Linked DNA regions of Mus musculus: region 2 is linked to region 1. A link is a loop called in an ENCODE intact Hi-C map of the cell type or tissue named here. Cell type or tissue: gastrocnemius. All regions are shown on one strand. Each heading gives the region's core, and the rest is flanking DNA. Links, peaks and the distances in the headings are about the cores only.

Evidence for each region. A loop is a pair of places that touch in the nucleus more often than their neighbours do. Peaks named below come from ENCODE experiments on the same cell type or tissue, not always from the same donor. Only the 100,000 strongest peaks of a DNase experiment are listed, where the experiment ranks them.
Region 2: a loop joins it to region 1, with 14 times the contacts of the local background. A loop is called at or near these places in 38 of 42 quality-filtered maps.

The regions. Positions count from the first base shown.
Region 1 is chr7:84,268,948-84,277,169 of GRCm38, forward strand. Arnt2 (aryl hydrocarbon receptor nuclear translocator 2) reads right to left here. Exons shown (of 19, transcript NM_007488.3): 12 at 6,388-6,539. Among named protein-coding and RNA genes, the nearest start is that of Gm26708, 40 kb to the left of the region's middle. In gastrocnemius, for the core only: a CTCF peak has its summit at 5,163; a DNase peak (open chromatin) is centred at 3,676.
Region 2 is chr7:83,910,003-83,918,224 of GRCm38, forward strand. No RefSeq gene overlaps it. Among named protein-coding and RNA genes, the nearest start is that of Mesd, 22 kb to the left of the region's middle. In gastrocnemius, for the core only: a CTCF peak has its summit at 4,768 (motif pointing right); a DNase peak (open chromatin) is centred at 4,766.

The DNA.
Region 1 (8,222 bases), core at 1,404-6,403:
GAAAGGTGAGAGGCTGAGGCGGGGAGAAAGCTCTGCTCCTCACAGCCAAGTAGCCTACGCTCTGCAGATCGAGAAAAGGCTTTCCACTTTGTTTTACTCCGACCCCTGTAGTTCAGGTTTTGACTTCTACACAAACTGTTGAAAAGGTAAGGGAAAGTATGTGTGCATATCCTGGTATACGTGCACGTAGAGAAAGTCTGGAGGCTGGCATCAGGAGTTACTCCTCTTTTGTTTTCCATCTTATTCTTCCAGCTCAGCGATTGGCTAGACTGGCTTGCCAGTGAGCTCCAGGCATCCCTCTGTCTCCACCCTAGCAGCTCCAGGGTTAGGCTAAGCTGTTTGCATGGGTACTGGGGATCCACACTCAGGATCTGATCTCCTGCTTGTTCTGTGCTTTATCCACTGAGCCATCTCAGCCTTCAGATTTTATTTCTGAGACAGGGTATTGCTATGCACCCTGGATGGGCCTGTAACTCTTGACCCTCCTGCCTTAGCTCTCTAGTTGAAGGAGGATAGACAGGCACCATCATGCCTGGATCAAACAAGGACTTCAGCAAATGACTTTGTTTTATTCAGGGGAAAAATACAGTACTAAAATTCTTTTAAAAACAAAATTCAGGAAAGCAGTCTGTTCGGCACTGAGCAAAGCACCTGCCGTGAGGGTGCACATCTTCTTACTCATGCCTCAGACTGAATTTTTATGGTGGTTACTTTATCCACATCCAATATCAAGAAGCTGGAGCTCAAAGCTAGGTTTAGATCAGAGATGTCCTGCTACATCAGAGCAGGATCTCACTTCAGGGTTGAGTCCAAGGTGCTTGGCTCCTCCTACTCTTCCAGGCTCCTCCTACTCTTCCAGGCTCCTCCTACTCTTCCAGGCTCCTCCTACTCTACCAGGATGTTCAGTTAGGGGTGGAGTGAGTGTGGGGAAACAAAACGTTGAGAGAGAAAACTGGTGCTTCAAGTTTTAAAGTAGGGAGACTGGATTGCTTTCAGGGAACAGTGAAGCCTGTAACTCACATTACAAAGAAGGTAGAGGGTAAGGTCTAGACACCCCAGTGAAGAGACTCTGTAGGAGGACCTGCTGAGCAGCTGCTTTGGAATCAAACCCAGAAGTCTATTCAGTGAACTATGTGGAGGCAAAGAAAACAGCCATGCCCAAGTCCTGTTCTGATGACTCAGAACAGGACAGATTCCTGCTCTGATGGGGCTGGGTCTCCAGGGAAGGGCAGATGAGCAGACTGAGGTTCCGGGGCGCAATGGACCTGACACTTTACTGTGGTGTAAGAGCACAGGAACAAAGGCAAGGATGGAATCAGAAGGGTGTGCTGTCCCACCAGGCAGTGTAAGCCTCTTATATAAGCAAACTGGAGCATTAATAATAATAACAATAATGATAATAATAATAATAATGATGATAATAGATTTAAAAAATTTAAAAAGAGGGTTAGCAGAGTTGGGAGAGTGCATGAATGATATGGGCTCAATTCCCAGCACCACATAAAAGCAGCCATGGTGGCCCGTGCTTGTAATCCCAGCACCAGAGTTGTGGAGGCAAAAGATTCAGTAGTTCAAGGTTATATTCATATTCAAGGCCAGCCTGGGCAGCATGAGACCCTTTCTTAATTTTTTTTCTTAAAGAATCAATATAATCATTACTGTCAAAGAAGAACCGCTGTCCTTCCTTGTTTGTACTCCATTATCTGCTGTTTCCTGTTCCCTGCATCTTAGGGAGGCATGACGGCTCACTGGCAGGCTGCTCATATCCGAATGGAAGACTGATCACCAGTACTTGGCCAGCATTTTACATCTTTACAATATATGGCTATCAATTATCAGATAAAGGAGATGAGGCTCAGCAAGTTTAAGTGGTGTTCCTAGCTAGAATGCAAATATAACGGATTCAAATATAACTCTGCAGGGCTGTGGAGCCTGACCTCTTTCCTCTGCCCAGAATAAACACCCTCCATGTCCCAGAGGCTCCTGGAGACTCTGGACTCATGGCATTGACGTGATCATGTTCAGAGAAATCTCTTTGGCCTTGTAAGTTGATTCAATAGTGGCTGGAAGAAAGTGACCATCACCTGAGAGGTCACCAAAATGTTGGGGGTTGGTCTGGTGCTGCTATGCATTCAAGTGCTAAATTCCATACGCCAGTAAATTCTGTTGCCCCAAGATGAATTAATTTTTTATGTACATCAGCTTTTGTCTCGAAAGTCTTGCACCCAAATTATCTCTGATTGGTTAATCAAAGTTGCTGACAGCCTGTAGCTGGGTAGAAGAGAGGTAGGCAGGACAAAGGTTCCTGAGCTTGGGGCGGGGGGGGGGGGGGTCTCAGGTAGGGACTATAAGGGAGACCAAGGAGAGGAGGAAGAAGGAAGTCTTACCATGGGCTAATATGGACCATGAGCATGTGGCTATGAGGGCTAGCCCGATGAAGCAAGAACAGTGCAAATGAAGCATATGGCAAGCAATATATTGGGATTCAAGGCATGAACAGACAAAATAGCTTAGAGGGTTGATATCTGCCCAGCTCCGGTGCTTTAAGGCTTATTATCATTCTAAAGGTCTCTGTGTTCTTTATTTGGGTAATAGCTGGTTAAAAAGTAACTGTTGGTGTATTAATTTCAAGCATTAGTTATTAACTGTTTAAGTCACATTACACCAGGACCTCCACCGGGGCAGAGGGGGAAGCGTGCTAGAGTTCTGGGCATAACCTTCAGTTCTGGTTCTCCTCTGAGGGGCAGGAAAAGAAAGGACTAAGAGGCTCCCTGGGTTTGGAGCCCGTCATTGGAGGGGTCTCGTCTCATCTTGACTGGAAGTTGCTGCCTGGCTCTCAAAAAGACAGAACAGAATGGTTTCTTTGTGTCCAGCCCTCACTGAAGGCTGCTGCCTCCTGGCTGTACAACCTTCTGCCTCCTTTTGCATCCACCCCTTCTCTTCACTTTCCACCTACTATCAAGCAGGTAACTCCTACTAACGACCATGGGGTATATGTGATCATTGACCAGTTGGGCTTTAAGAATCCATGTTTGTACTCACACATATGTGTATGCATGTACACGTGCATACATGTATGCACACATACACCTACCATCACAGGGACACATGCATCTTTAGCCCTCCATGCACATACATATGAGTGCACACATGTAGCTATGGCTGTATGCACACATCAGGAGCTTGTGTCATGAGAACCCGAGACAACCTCAGACTAGTGCTATTTTAATAGCAGAGGCTTGGCCTAAGGATAATTGCATGTCACTCTCCAGAAGAGAGATGGGAAGTGAATGTCCAGGAGCTAGGATGGGCGAATGTGGAAAGACGGACATGACTGGTTTCTCAGAGTATCAAATCCCAAACACCAAGACCTGACCTCCTCAGTGAAGTGCACCCTGTGTGTTGCATCAGTCTGTTTTTCTGGGCTTCCATCTGTGTGGAAGGAACAGGAAGAAGTCAGAGGTGACAAAGAGCCTTTTCAGCAGTTTAGCACAAATGCTAAACACCCAATGCTTGCTTAACTCCTTCAGGAAGTTGCTTTTGGATGCTCTTAGCTGAAGGCTACCGAGCAAGCAACTCCTCACTCCTCCCCCCAAGCACAGGGCATGGGAGGAGCTTTCCTAACTAGCTGGCCTACTGCTGGCCTAGCTGACAAAACTCAAGAATGCTCTTGTCTGCTCACATGCTTGGTCAGCACCGCCCTCTACCGTCCAGAGCAAGCTTTTCATCCTTGCCACTGAACACCTGGTTTAGAAAACTGACATGTGTTGCTACTGCCGCTGCTGCAGGTGCCCCAGGGGCTTTCTGATTCACACAACTTCCAGGAGATGCTGAGAACGACTGACCTGAGACAGCAGAATAGCCCACCTCTGAACAAAATGCTTTTCTGTCTCATCACTGTCTGGCTTTCAGAAAGCCAACCCAGTCAGCCTGGCTGGCTTGCAGAGGAGGGTGACTTTGCTTCTATGCCTCCCCCTTGTCAGGGCTGCCTCCTGGGGGTGTTCCCTAGGCTCTGGGGGGGGGGTCCTGTCTTGTCTTCTTCTTCCTCTGTATCTGTCCACTGTCACCTGCCTACTTCTACCCATGCTTTCATGGTTTTGAAGCTCAAGCCTTGGGCTTCTGGGACTGGGTCCCCTCTTAAAGCAAGAACAGTAATGCAAGCATCTTGCCTGGCCTAGGCCATGTCCAGTCATGGTGGACAGGGGACATCAGCTTCATTAGCTGTGACCAGACATGTGACTCTGATGGCAGAAGGTAAATGAAGACTGGAAAAGAACAACGGTGAAAGATTTAAAAGCCCCCAACCATCCGCAACAAGGCTCCTCAGTCAGCTCTGCCCATCCAAATCTACAAAGCTGCTGGGTGCCCAGCCAGGGCACTGTTACTGTAGATAGGGTGGCTTGGACGTGCTATAGAAGTAGTTCATCAATAGGGAGGAGTTAGTGACAGGGAGATTTAGGAAGGTTGACAGTGAAGCTTAAGTTACACCCTCAAGAACAGCCTCACTCACAGGAATCCAGCGGCCTCAGAGCCCTTGCTGAGCACAGGCCTGTGTACACAACCACATACTGAGAAGGAACAAAGAGGGATAGGGGCAGAGAAGGAGGCAGGATCCAGAGAGGAAGTAGTTTTCCCTAGGATCCAAAGGGGGAAGATTCCAGAATAGTGTCCAGGACTCTGAATAGTTGGCTTGTTTTTCTATTTCCGTGACTTCTTGGCTAGGCAGCCTGAATTGGCAGGTGTGAGGCCATATTGGGAGAGATAAGCCTAGGGGTAGAGATCTGGTTTGCACAGGTGCTAAGAAGGTTAGGCTAGCTAGCATTGTCTTCTTCTGGCAAGAGCCTGGCACCTGAGAAGCCTGCTCAGCACCCTCTATACCTTGAACACAGCAGCAGCCAGGGCCTACCTAGCCCCGTGCATCTGGCTCTACTCTCATTTCCCAATCTTCCTTATTTTCATCAGACCTAGCATCAGATATGGGTGTGTCACTCATGGGCATGTCTTTGGTCCCTGGGTAAAGAGCACCCCTCCTCCACATTGTGGGACTGACAAGGAAAAATGGAACACCCTCAATTTGAGTGAAACCTCTGGATGAGACAGGATCATCTTTTTGCCCATCTGGATCTGTGGCTTCTCCTATTTATTTGGCTCCATTTACAGTTTGACCAGCAGATGGGGTAGAAGACGAATCCAGTTGTACCAAGTACACAGAGGGGGAAGATGTTTAGAAGGAGAGCTAGCCCAGAAGGGCTGATGGAGAAGCATCAGGGAGCAAGAGATTATGCGTCCCAGATGGCGTGCTCAAAGCTGTTGGACTAGTGCAAAAGCCAGGCTTCAAGGGACCGGGACAAGCTGAATGGGAGCAGCGGCTCAGCGAGGCCAGGTTGGAAGGGAGGCTCTGACAGAGGGACGTGGCAGGTTCTTAGAAGGATCCCCTGGTGTCAAGAGATGGGGAAAAGAAGGCCATGGGTTTCAGGACCAGCCTTGACTGGACCAGAGGAATGGAGATTGGGAATTCCAGTGACCATAAACAGCAGACACAAGGGCAGTCTTTAGTATGCCTGTCTCATTCCACACTCTGTCACCCCAGGCATAGCTTTTACGTGCTTTAACTCACTGGAACACCTGTGTGCCCACATGTTTGCATGTGTTGGTTCTTTGCAGGGTACGAATATCCCTTAGCTCACACCAGGGTTACACATGATACAATACCATAAGTGTGTGATATTGTAAATCACAAAGGCACCACTGCCCCCAATCCACGGCATCAGGCTTAGCAACTCACAGAATGATAGCTGTTTCCTCATGTGGATGTGTGGCTGAGTGGAGCTGCCTCTCTCTGACACAGCTTAGCATCCCATGAAGTGACGGGTAAGAGAGGAAGTGACTTACACAATACCACAAACTGGTATGGCCAAAACGAGAGCTCAGATTTACCTGTCAGCTCCCTGGATATGAAAGGTACACAAAAGGCAGGGGTCCCGGGCTGGGAGCAGGGAGGGATGCTTCCAAGCTTAGGTGCTGCTGCTACAACATGCTGCTTGACCTTGGCCTGAGCTTCATGAAGCCCACTCCACTTCCACTCACTAGCTTCAGCAGGACAGGAGACCAGGCACAGTGTTTACCACAATAGGATGTAGAAGCAGATACTTCTCTGCTTGGCTTAATGTCAAGAAGAAAAGAATGGAATGGAGGCTGTGGTAACCTGATCTGAACATGGAAGGGATGCACACCACAGTAAAGGAAACCCAGAGTCTCCCATTTTCTTGCCCCTTCACCCCATAGGGGTTTTGGGTTGCAGCTAGATCCTATGGGGAGAAAGGAGCCTCAAGCAAACCAGCTCACTCATATGTGAATAATCAGCAGAAGAGAGGGCTGTGCACGTACTTGACATTGGTGTTGGTGCAGATGACGTACTCGATCTCATCAGAGTAGGGGTTCTGGAAGGTGAAGCTGCTGGTACGGATCAACAGCCACTCCCGGTTCTTGGTGCGGAACCGATACATGACCGACAGCACTTGGCCCTTCAGCTTAACCACCTGCAAAAACATTTAGACAAGGGAGTCAGAAGGAGGAGGAAGAGAGAGCAGCCAGACAGTGTGGCCGGCTGCTGAACAGGTCAGCAAGACCACAGAATGGGGTGCTGCTGCAGCCAACGGCAGTAAGGGGGAGGGGCATGAGAGTAAGAGTGACAGGTAGCAGCTAGGCTCATACTTTCATCTGCTTCTGCTCTGGGGTCACTCTGTCATGCCATGTGAGACCAGTAATAGTCAGTGTTTCTAATTTAGTGGCTACAAATCAGATGGTGGGCACCCATACGCAAACAGTGCCTGGCACAGAGCAGTACCAACAACATAAGAGTTGCCTTCCTTCCTTCCTTCCTTCCTTCCTTCCTTCCTTCCTTCCTTCCTTCCTTCTTTTCCCCTTGGGCATTAGGATGATCCGGGGCTAAGTGCAAGGTGCACAGCTATAATGCATCATAAACTTATTTCTTAGATGGACTTAATTCACATAAAAATTTTAACCTCTGTTTGACATTGTAAAGTGGATTCAATAAACTCTCAGGAAGGAGGTGAAATAAAAGGGTAAGTCTGTATGCATTATTTATTTGAATGTATCGATCTGCCACTACTTTCATGTTCCAGTGTGGCTCCCAGCGTACTTTCATGGACACCTGGAAAGGTGGCTTCACTATTTACTGATGACATTACCAGGATGCAAAGATTAATTAAGTTCTTTAAGATCCTACAGCTCTAGTGAGTAGCAAAGAGGGACAAGAACTGTGATTTTATGTCCAAATTACAAGCTTATCTCTCTGGGGATAGCTTTTTTTTTCTCTGTTCACTTACACAAAAGTACGTAAAGAGACCAGCCCACTGGCGGCTGGAAGCATCCAGGTATTGGTCTCACCAAAGAGAAAGAAGTGGAAGATGGAGAAGCTACCGGAACGACTAACAGACCTTGCCCAGATGTGACTGTCCCCAAGAACAAGATAAGGCAAGCAGAAGTCCTTCTTGTAGGCATGTACAGTCTCTGATCCTGGGAATGTAAGTCTTCAGGCTTTCGGGGTGTGGTCGCAGATGGATTGGTGATAAGAATAGGGCCTGCTTCTATAGCCAGGCAAGGTTGGATTTCTCCTAACATCACTGTGTTTGCAGCCTGCTTCCCACTGGGAGTTTGTAGTCTCTACCATACTGCACACAGCCCGGGGACCTGGTGAACTAAGCTTTGCACAACCCAGCCCAGTCCAGCCCAGTGTCTTGCACACAGTAGCACTTAGAGCACACCTCATATGCTACATAGTCCTGAAGCAGCCAGGTGACTTCTCCCACACTGCTCCTGGGGGAAACCAGGCATAGCCACATTGCAGAGTATCAGACAAGACCCTCCTGGGGAATATCCAAGAGAAAAAAACCAAACAAAAGAACAAAAAAAGCCCAAGAAAACTGGAAGAGGGCAGAGGTCTTCTTTGTTACCACCTGGAAGAAGGCTGATGGGGTGAAGTGAAGTTGGCCTACTTAGAGGATGTTGCCTCATAGACAGTTGGCCCTTGTCTTAGTCACTGTTCTACTGCTGAGAACAGACACCCTAGGACTTGCTTACAGTTTCAGAAGCTTAGTCCACTATCATCATGGCAGAGAGCATGGCAGCAGGCAGGCATGGTGCTGGAGAAGTAGCTGAAAGCTACATCTTGATCCATAAGCAGGGAGAAAGGGGGGGAG
Region 2 (8,222 bases), core at 1,729-6,728, 360 kb before region 1:
AAGGTTCCAGCCATCCTGCCAGCCTTGGTCGGGATGCATTTGCTGGATGGTCGTGGAGACCAGAGATGAACACCTGACCCCTGGGGTGTCCTCATGTGGGGTTGGCCAGTCAATCCTCCTCAGCCAGGGACTGATTCAATAGCTCAGTTGTGACTGGTCAGCTATGGAAGGCCCAGAGACTTTTGTTGGGCAGGCTTCTAGCCTGGCCTGGGTTGGATGTTGCCATTACATTCTAAGAGTTCAAGATCTACAAGGGCAGGTTTGGAGAAGTTTTTGCATTTCTGATTTCTACAGAGTGGACCCATAAATCCAGGTGATCAGCAGGATCAGGCCATATTGTCAACTCAGTAAAAACAAAAATCCCCACATAGTTATTGATCACTTATGTGCCAGGCAACAATGTTAACTTAACTTGTAAGCCTTAATGAGTGAGATTTCCTGTCCACTGTGTTGCTGCCAACCAAACCACCTAGATTTGATCCCTAGAACCTACCTGATGGAAAGAAAGAACGGACTCCTGCCAGCCTCTGTTTTCACATGCCTGCCACGATGCATGCACACGCTCCCTTCACCACACAGTAAATGTAAAAAAATATTTATAGCTGGGTGTGGTGGCACATACCCTTTAACTCAGTGCTCTAGAGACAGAAGCAGGCAAGATCATTGTGAGTTTGAGGCTAGCCTAGTCTACAACCTGAGTTCCAGTTACACAAAGAAACTGTGTCACAAAAACAAAAACAAAAACAACAAACAAACAAACAAACAAAACCCCCAAAGAAACAAAAAGAACAAAATACAATTTTTAATTTTAAAAACCAGTCTTTCCTATGAAATAATTTACTTTTATCTTTCTTCCTCTATTCTTGGGTGTGTGTGTGTGTGTGTGTGTGTGTGTGTGTGTTTGTGGGGAGGTTGTTTGTTTTCAGACAGAATCTCATTATACGCCTATATTTTTGTTTTTGGTGGGGGTTGTTTTGGTTTTTTGTTTTGTTTTGGTTTGGTTTGGTTTTTTGGCTTTTTCGAGACAGGGTTTCTCTGCATAGTTCTGGCTGTCTTGGAACTCACTCTGTAGACCAGGCTGTCCTCGAACTCAGAAATCCACCTGCCTCTGCCTCCCAAGTGCGTGCGCCACCACCGCCCAGCTTGTAGTTTTGTTTTTGAGGCAGGGGATTAGCTTTGGCTAACCTGGAGCTTACTTTGTAAACTAGGCTAGCTAACATTGCTAACAGCATGCATGAATTGGTCCATCTTACATTGCATGGTTGAGCTCTATTTGTCAGGACTCCATAAAGAGAAATGCACCAAAAACACTTGTGGTGGTATGCTGCAGTTTCTTGCTGTTTCCTCAGACTCTGGCTGATTGGCAGAGTGATGTCAGCTGAGACAGATTTATATACTGAGGCAAGACCAGTGGAGGACACAAGATGTTTGGCAGGAGTATAAAAAGGACTTGACAGTGATGGAGGCTGAGCTTGGCTTGCTTATAGAGCTAGCTGAACAACTCTTGTTGGTCTTGAGTCTTCACTGAGCTTCACTTTGCTGAGAGAGGCACAGTGGAGAACTTTTCCTGGCCTTACTCCCTGGTCCATCTGGCTGACTTGTGCCAAGTCTGAGGCCTGGCTATCTCTGCAAGGTAATGCCACTGCTGCTTATTTATGTTTGGTATCCCAACTCTACCAAACTGGACCGCTGGTCTATCTGTGAAGTGCTTGTGAGTAGATCAAGCTGCCACTGCTGACCTGTGAACCACTGATTTCCAGACAACACAGATGGGGGTTGCTCCAAAGAACCTTTTCTAAACAGGTCCACTTCCTCTACCCATCCTTTCTTTTTCACTACCTCTGCTGGGTGGTGGGCTAAAAGGGAAGTTAGAGCATCCAAGAACCATCATTGAAAGTAAGCCTTGAAAAAGTCAACGTTACAATGATCTGAATGAGATTCCCTTATATTTGGGTATTTGAATATTGGTTCAGCTGGTGGCACTGAGTAGGTTCAGGAGATGTGGCCTTGCTGGAGGAAGCCCATCACTGGAATCAGGCTCCAAGGTTTCAAAAGCCGTACGCCATTTGTAGTACATTCTCTCTGCTTCCTGTTTGTGGTTCAAGATGTGAACTCTGCTGTTGCTCCAGCCACCTGCCACCTGCTTCCTCCACTCCATCCCCACAGACTATTAACCCTTTGGAACTGTAAGGCAAATAAACTCTTTCTTCTATACATTGCCTTGTTCCTGCTGTTTTCTTGCAGCAACAGAAAAGTAATTATCATGCACAGAGCTCTGGGTTTGAGCCCTAGCACTGTAGAAGGAGTGGTGTCACATGCTTATAATCCCAGCATGCAGGAAGTAGAGACAGAAAGTTTAAGGTCATCTTCAGCTGCTCAGAGATTTCAAAGCCAAATGACAGTATCTGAGCTCTGTCTCAAGAAAAGAAAAGAAAAGAAAAGAAAAGAAAGAAAAGAAAAGAAAAGAAAAGAAAGAAAAGAAAAGAAAAGAAAAGAAAAGAGGGGAGGGGAGGGGAGGGGGGAAGGGAGGGTAGGGTAGGGTAGGGGAGAGGAGAGGAGGGGGAGAGGAGAGGAGGGGGGGGAGAGAGAGAGGGAGAGAGGGAGGGAGAGGCAGAGGGAGAGGGAGAGGCAGAGGGAGAGGGAGAGGGAGAGGGAGAGGGAGAGGGAGAGGGAGAGGGAGAGGGAGAGGGAGAGGGAGAGGGAGAGGGAGAGGAGAGGGAGAGGGAGAGAGCCTTTACTGACCCTGTGATGAGAGAAAGGGCTCACTTGAGAATGCAGTGAAGACAGCTGGAGGTTTATAGCCAAGGGCAGAGTGTACAGCTTTGAGCAGCAATGGTTAAGAGGGATTTGATTATCTATCAAGGAAGAGGGATTCTTGTTAAACTGGTTTATGACTCAAGTTTGATTTTGTTTTTGAGACTAGACATTGCTTTGTCTTTCTCTTTTTTTTAGATTTATTTATTATTATATCTAACTACACTGTAGCTGTCTTCACACACACCAGAAGAAGCCATCAAGATCTCATTGCAATTGGTTGTGAACCACCATGTGGTTGCTGGGATTTGAACTCAGGACCTTCAGAAGAGCAGTCAGTGCTCTTAATTGCTGAGCCATCTCTCCAGCCCCGAGACCAGACATCGCTGTGTAATCCAGGCTGGGTTTGAACTTGAAATCCCCTGGCCTCGCCCCCCCCAAATGCTGGGGTTATAGGTGTGGATCACCATGGTTGGCTTCTGACTGGAGGTTTGCAGGAAGCAGGGGACCTTTCTTTTCTCTGGCATGATGCAATGTGCATAGTCCTTCTTGTACTCAGGCATCAGCTCTTGACTGTGAGACCTGATGGTAAAATAGGACCCCATGAGGAGTATGGAAGGTTTGGAAGATTTAAATCCTTTCTGATGGAATCTGAAAGAGATTCACCTCCTTGATCAAACATAAGTCAGGCTCCTTCAAGCCCACTAGGCCCCAGCCCTTAGCATTCATCTATGGCAAACTTATATCTCCCAGTTTGGCAAGAATCCTGTCAAGTCAGTTCTCCTCGCATCCCATACCCTTGATATCACACTTCATATAGATATGGGTCAAATGTGAAGTGTCTCTTCGGTTGTGTGTTAAAGCATAGTCCCCAGCTGGTAGCACTATTTTGGAAATATTTGGAATGTTCTGGAAAATTTAGAAGATGGGGTCCAGTTGGAGGAAGCTCACTTAGAGGCGTGCCTTTGAAGGCTCTCTCTGGTCCCCAACCCCTTCCTCTCTGGTTCCGTTCCTACGAACAGCTTTCTTCACTTGCTTATACTGCCGCAGCACTGTGCCTTAGTGCATGGGACCAAGCAATAAGGGCTTGAAGCTCTGAGGAAGACAAACTGCTTAAACTGTTTTATGTCCTGCATTCTGTCACAGTGAAGAGAAACAAGAGAGATAGAATGTCTGATGTTTTCACTCCTTACCACTTCTGACATGATGTTTTAGCAAGGACCCAGTGAGCCAGTTTGGCCAGGACCCCCTCACACTTGGCAGTATCTGCTATCTGCTGTCTTCATCCCCCGACTCTACCCTGCCTCAGCTATAAATTCCAGTGCTCAGAACGCTCTTCTGTTGCAAGAGATCCCGATTAAAACCTGGTTTTATTATCTTCCTATTATCAGACTGTGCAGCATCTGAGAGGAAAAGGCCCTGAAGAACTGGGAATGCTGAGTCAGCTTTCCAGAAGTTCTGTTGTAGAGCGGTGCACAGCAGCGAGCATAGCTAGGTTTTTAGAGATAATGCGCATTCTCACAACAGCTCTGCAGGTAAGATGTGGCAGCTTATTTACAGGGTAGTGGGTTGAGGCAGAAAGGGACCTGCCCGGTGATGTTAACGGGTAGTGAGTGCCTCGTCACCTTCTCAAGACTCAATCAGAGGAGGTGGAGCACACCTGACGTCCATGCGCTTGAGAGTCTGAAACCATAGAATTGTGGGGTCAAGGCCATTTGAAATCTCATTTCAAGAGAGAGAGAGAGAGAGAGAGAGAGAGAGAGAGAGAGAGAAGGAAAGAAAGGAAAGGAAAGCAGAGAAGAGAAGAGAAGAGAAGAGAAGAGAAGAGAAGAGAAGAGAAGAGAAGAGAAGAGAAGAGAAGAGAAGAGAAGAGAAGAGAAGAGAAGAGAAGAAGAGAAAAGAAGGCTAGAGTCTCTTCTGTATAGTCCTGAAAAAACAAGACAGTCCTTTGCTCTCAGGATAGCCTTCCCATTTGAGGAATCGATTTGAAATCTGAGTGGTTCCCACTAGGGGGCAGCAGAGACCGGTTGTGCCTTGCTGTTTCTCCAGCTCTTTGGGGTTTTTTCACTGAGGTCCTCTGGTAAGAATTCTTCAGTTATTACTCAGTCAAACTCGTGTTTTGTGAAAATACACCCCTGTAACTCAATTTATCTTTGAAATATAAGTGATCATTTGACCCCTATGCATCCTTTAACATGACCTATATTAATTTAGGTTAGAGAGACTGTTTGGTGAGCAAAGAAACCCTGCACACCAAGCCTCATAACCTGAGTTTGACCTCAACATTCACTAGGTGGAAGGAGAGGACCAACTACTAAAACTTGACTTTGACCGTGGCATGTGAGCACCTAATATACTAAATAACTTATATCACCCTCAGCAGCCCTATGTGATAATGATATATATGTTACTTTACACAGAGAGAAGCCACAGTCCAGAGAAGCAGCCAATTTCCCAAAGTCCAACCACAAAGCAAAGACAAAGGTGAGGTTTGAACTCATGTGTTTGGATTCTGAAGTCTGCCCTAGTTCCCTCAATTTGCCTCTGGGTCTTGTTCCATGGGCCTCTCTGCAGACCCACCTGCTTGCAGTTCCAAACACTCTTTTCTCTCTTAAAATTTTTTATTATTTAAATGCATTTAAACATTAAACATATTAATAATATTGAATATTTTGAGAATCAAATAATACATAAAATTTGTTAAACTTTTATATTCATATCCTTTTACATCCTAAAAATATCATTAATGAACATTTAATACTACCCATAACAGAGGATCCTATATCTAATGTTGAATACTAAATTGTTTCAAAACACACAAAATATTCTTTGGGAATTTTTTTTTCTGTTTTTCTTATTTTCTTTCTTTCTTTCTTTCTTTTTTTTGTTCTTTTTTAATTAGATATTTTCTTTTTTTATATTTTAAATGTTTGGGAATTTTTTTCTGTTTTTCTTATTTTCTTTCTTTCTTTTTTTTTTGTTCTTTTTTTTATTAGATATTTTCTTTATTTATATTTTAAATGTTATCCCCTTTCCTAGTTTCTCCTCTGAAAATCCCCTATCCTCTCCCCTCTCCCCCTGCTCACCAACCCAACTACTTCCAATTCCTGGCCCAGGCATTCCCCTATACTGGGGCATAGAACCTTCACAGGACCAAGGGCCTCTTCTTCCATTGATGACCAACTAGGCCATTCTCTGCTACATATGCAGGTAGAGCCATGAGTCTCTCCATGTGTTTTCTTTGATTGGTGGTTTAGTCCCAGGGAGATCTGGGGCTACTGGTTAGTTCATATTGCTGTTCCTCCTAGGGGGCTGCAAACCCCTTCAGCTCCTTGGGTACTTTCTCTTGCTCCTTTATAGGGGACCCTGTATTAGTCAGGTACTGGCAGAGCCTCTCAGGCGACAGCTATATCAGGCTCCTGTCAGCAAGTTCTTGTTGGCATCTGCAATAGTGTTTGGGTTTGGTGGTTGTTTATGAGATGGATCCCCAGGTGGGGCAGTTTCTGGATGGTCATTCCTTCAGTCTTTGCTCCGAACTTTGTCTCTGTAACTCCTTTCTTTGGGAATTAAACATAATAAAGGAGCATAAAATATTAAAAAGGAATCATGAAGAAATATATTCAAAAGCCCTTATATGAAACAACCTGACACAGTGAGAGAATGTTTAAGGCACATTTTATATCTGTGTGCATTGTCTAACTATAAGTTTACTTTTAAAAGATTATCAGTGAGCAGAATTCTTTCAATCTGGAATTTTCTGTGACTTCCAGACCTTACAGGTGATGTGACAAGTTGTGTGTTATTACACACTCGTTAGAAAAATGCTGCACTTGGGCTCCTTGGTCTCTTTCCTCAAAAGGCCTTAAAAACCAGTCACAGACTATGGAGATTTCAGCCTAATGGCTTAGCCTAGTCTCTTCCCTAAAGTTTCACCTCTATACAGCATTTTTTTCTCCCTCTTCCTGTTTCTTGAGACAGGGTCGCACTGCATTGCCCAGCTTGATTCAAGCTTGTGAACTCATGTTTCTACCTCCTGTCGTGACTTCCCATGTGGCCAGGACTATTAGACACTTGATACTTTATATATAGAAATATTTCCTACAAAGCAGTAAGAGTTAAGAAAGAAAGAAAGAAAGAAAGAAAGAAAGAAAGAAAGAAAGAAAGAAAGAAAGAAAGAAAGAAAGAAAGAAAGAAAGAGGGGACTGGAGAGATGGCTCAGTGGTTAAGAGCACCAATTGCTCTTCCAGAGGTCTTGAGTTCAATTCCCGCAACCACATGGTGACTCACAACTATCTGTAATGAGATCTGATGCCCTCTTCTGGTGTGTCTGAAAAGAGCAATGGTGTACATAAAATAAATAAATAAATCTTTTTTAAAAAAGGAAGAAAGAAAAACAAACAAACCACTAAAATTATCAGAAGTGGCCAGTTTACATAAGGGCAAATGTGTTAAAATTCCATGTGTGTCCGTGTCTTCTGTAGTTATAAGATATCATTGGAAAGAACAGTGAGGTGCATCTATTAAACTATTAAACAAGTGGGTTGTAAAAAGAACTAGAAAGTAAATACTTTGAAAGAAATAAAAAAGAACTCGACCCTCCTGGACAGCGGTGTTAGAAGAATTACTTGGAGCAACTTTTCTGCAGAGCCGTTCAGCGTTGTAGAAGAAGAGCATCAACAAGCATGCAGATTGTGGCTCCAAAGAACATGCATCAGTGATACCAAGGACTTATGAAAAGAACACGTGGTGCAGTGTTTTATTTTATTTATGGTGGTCATGCACATCGTGAAATAGGCCAGTGATCAGAGACTGGTTAAATCAGCACCCCTCCCAGCTGAAGAGTCAAGTGACCATTGAGATATTGGTGACTATTAAAGCTAACCCATCAGCCATGGTGATTCACAATATTTTTTCTAGTTCTATTAACTTTATTATTTTTCTTTACTTTTAAAATATTTTAAAATTTATTTATTCACCTTACATCTCAATATCAGCCCCAGCTCTCCTCCCAGTGCTCTCTCACACAGATCCTCCCCACATTCCCCTCTCTCCTCCTTTGAGAAGGGAAGCCCCCCTCCATTACTCCCACCCTCACCCACCCTCTCTCCCTCCCTCCTTCCCCTCACATCAAGTCCTTGCAGGACTAGGCATATCCTCTCCCACTAATACCAGACAAGACAGCCCCATTAGGGGAACAGGATCCACAGCAGGCAAGAGCTTCCGGAACAGCCCCTGCTCGAATTGTTGGGGAACCAGCATGAAAACCAAGCTGCAGATCTGTTGAATATGTGTCTAGGTTTGTTAACTCTGCTGGTCTTCCTGTGGAGTCCCTGTCCTCTTTGGGTCCCCCAAACCTTCCCCCAGCTCTTCCATAAGTCTCTCCGAGCTCCATCTAATGTTTGGGTGTAGGTTTCTGCAACTCTTTTCATTAGCTGTTGTGTGGAGCCTCTCAGAAGACAGTTATGCTA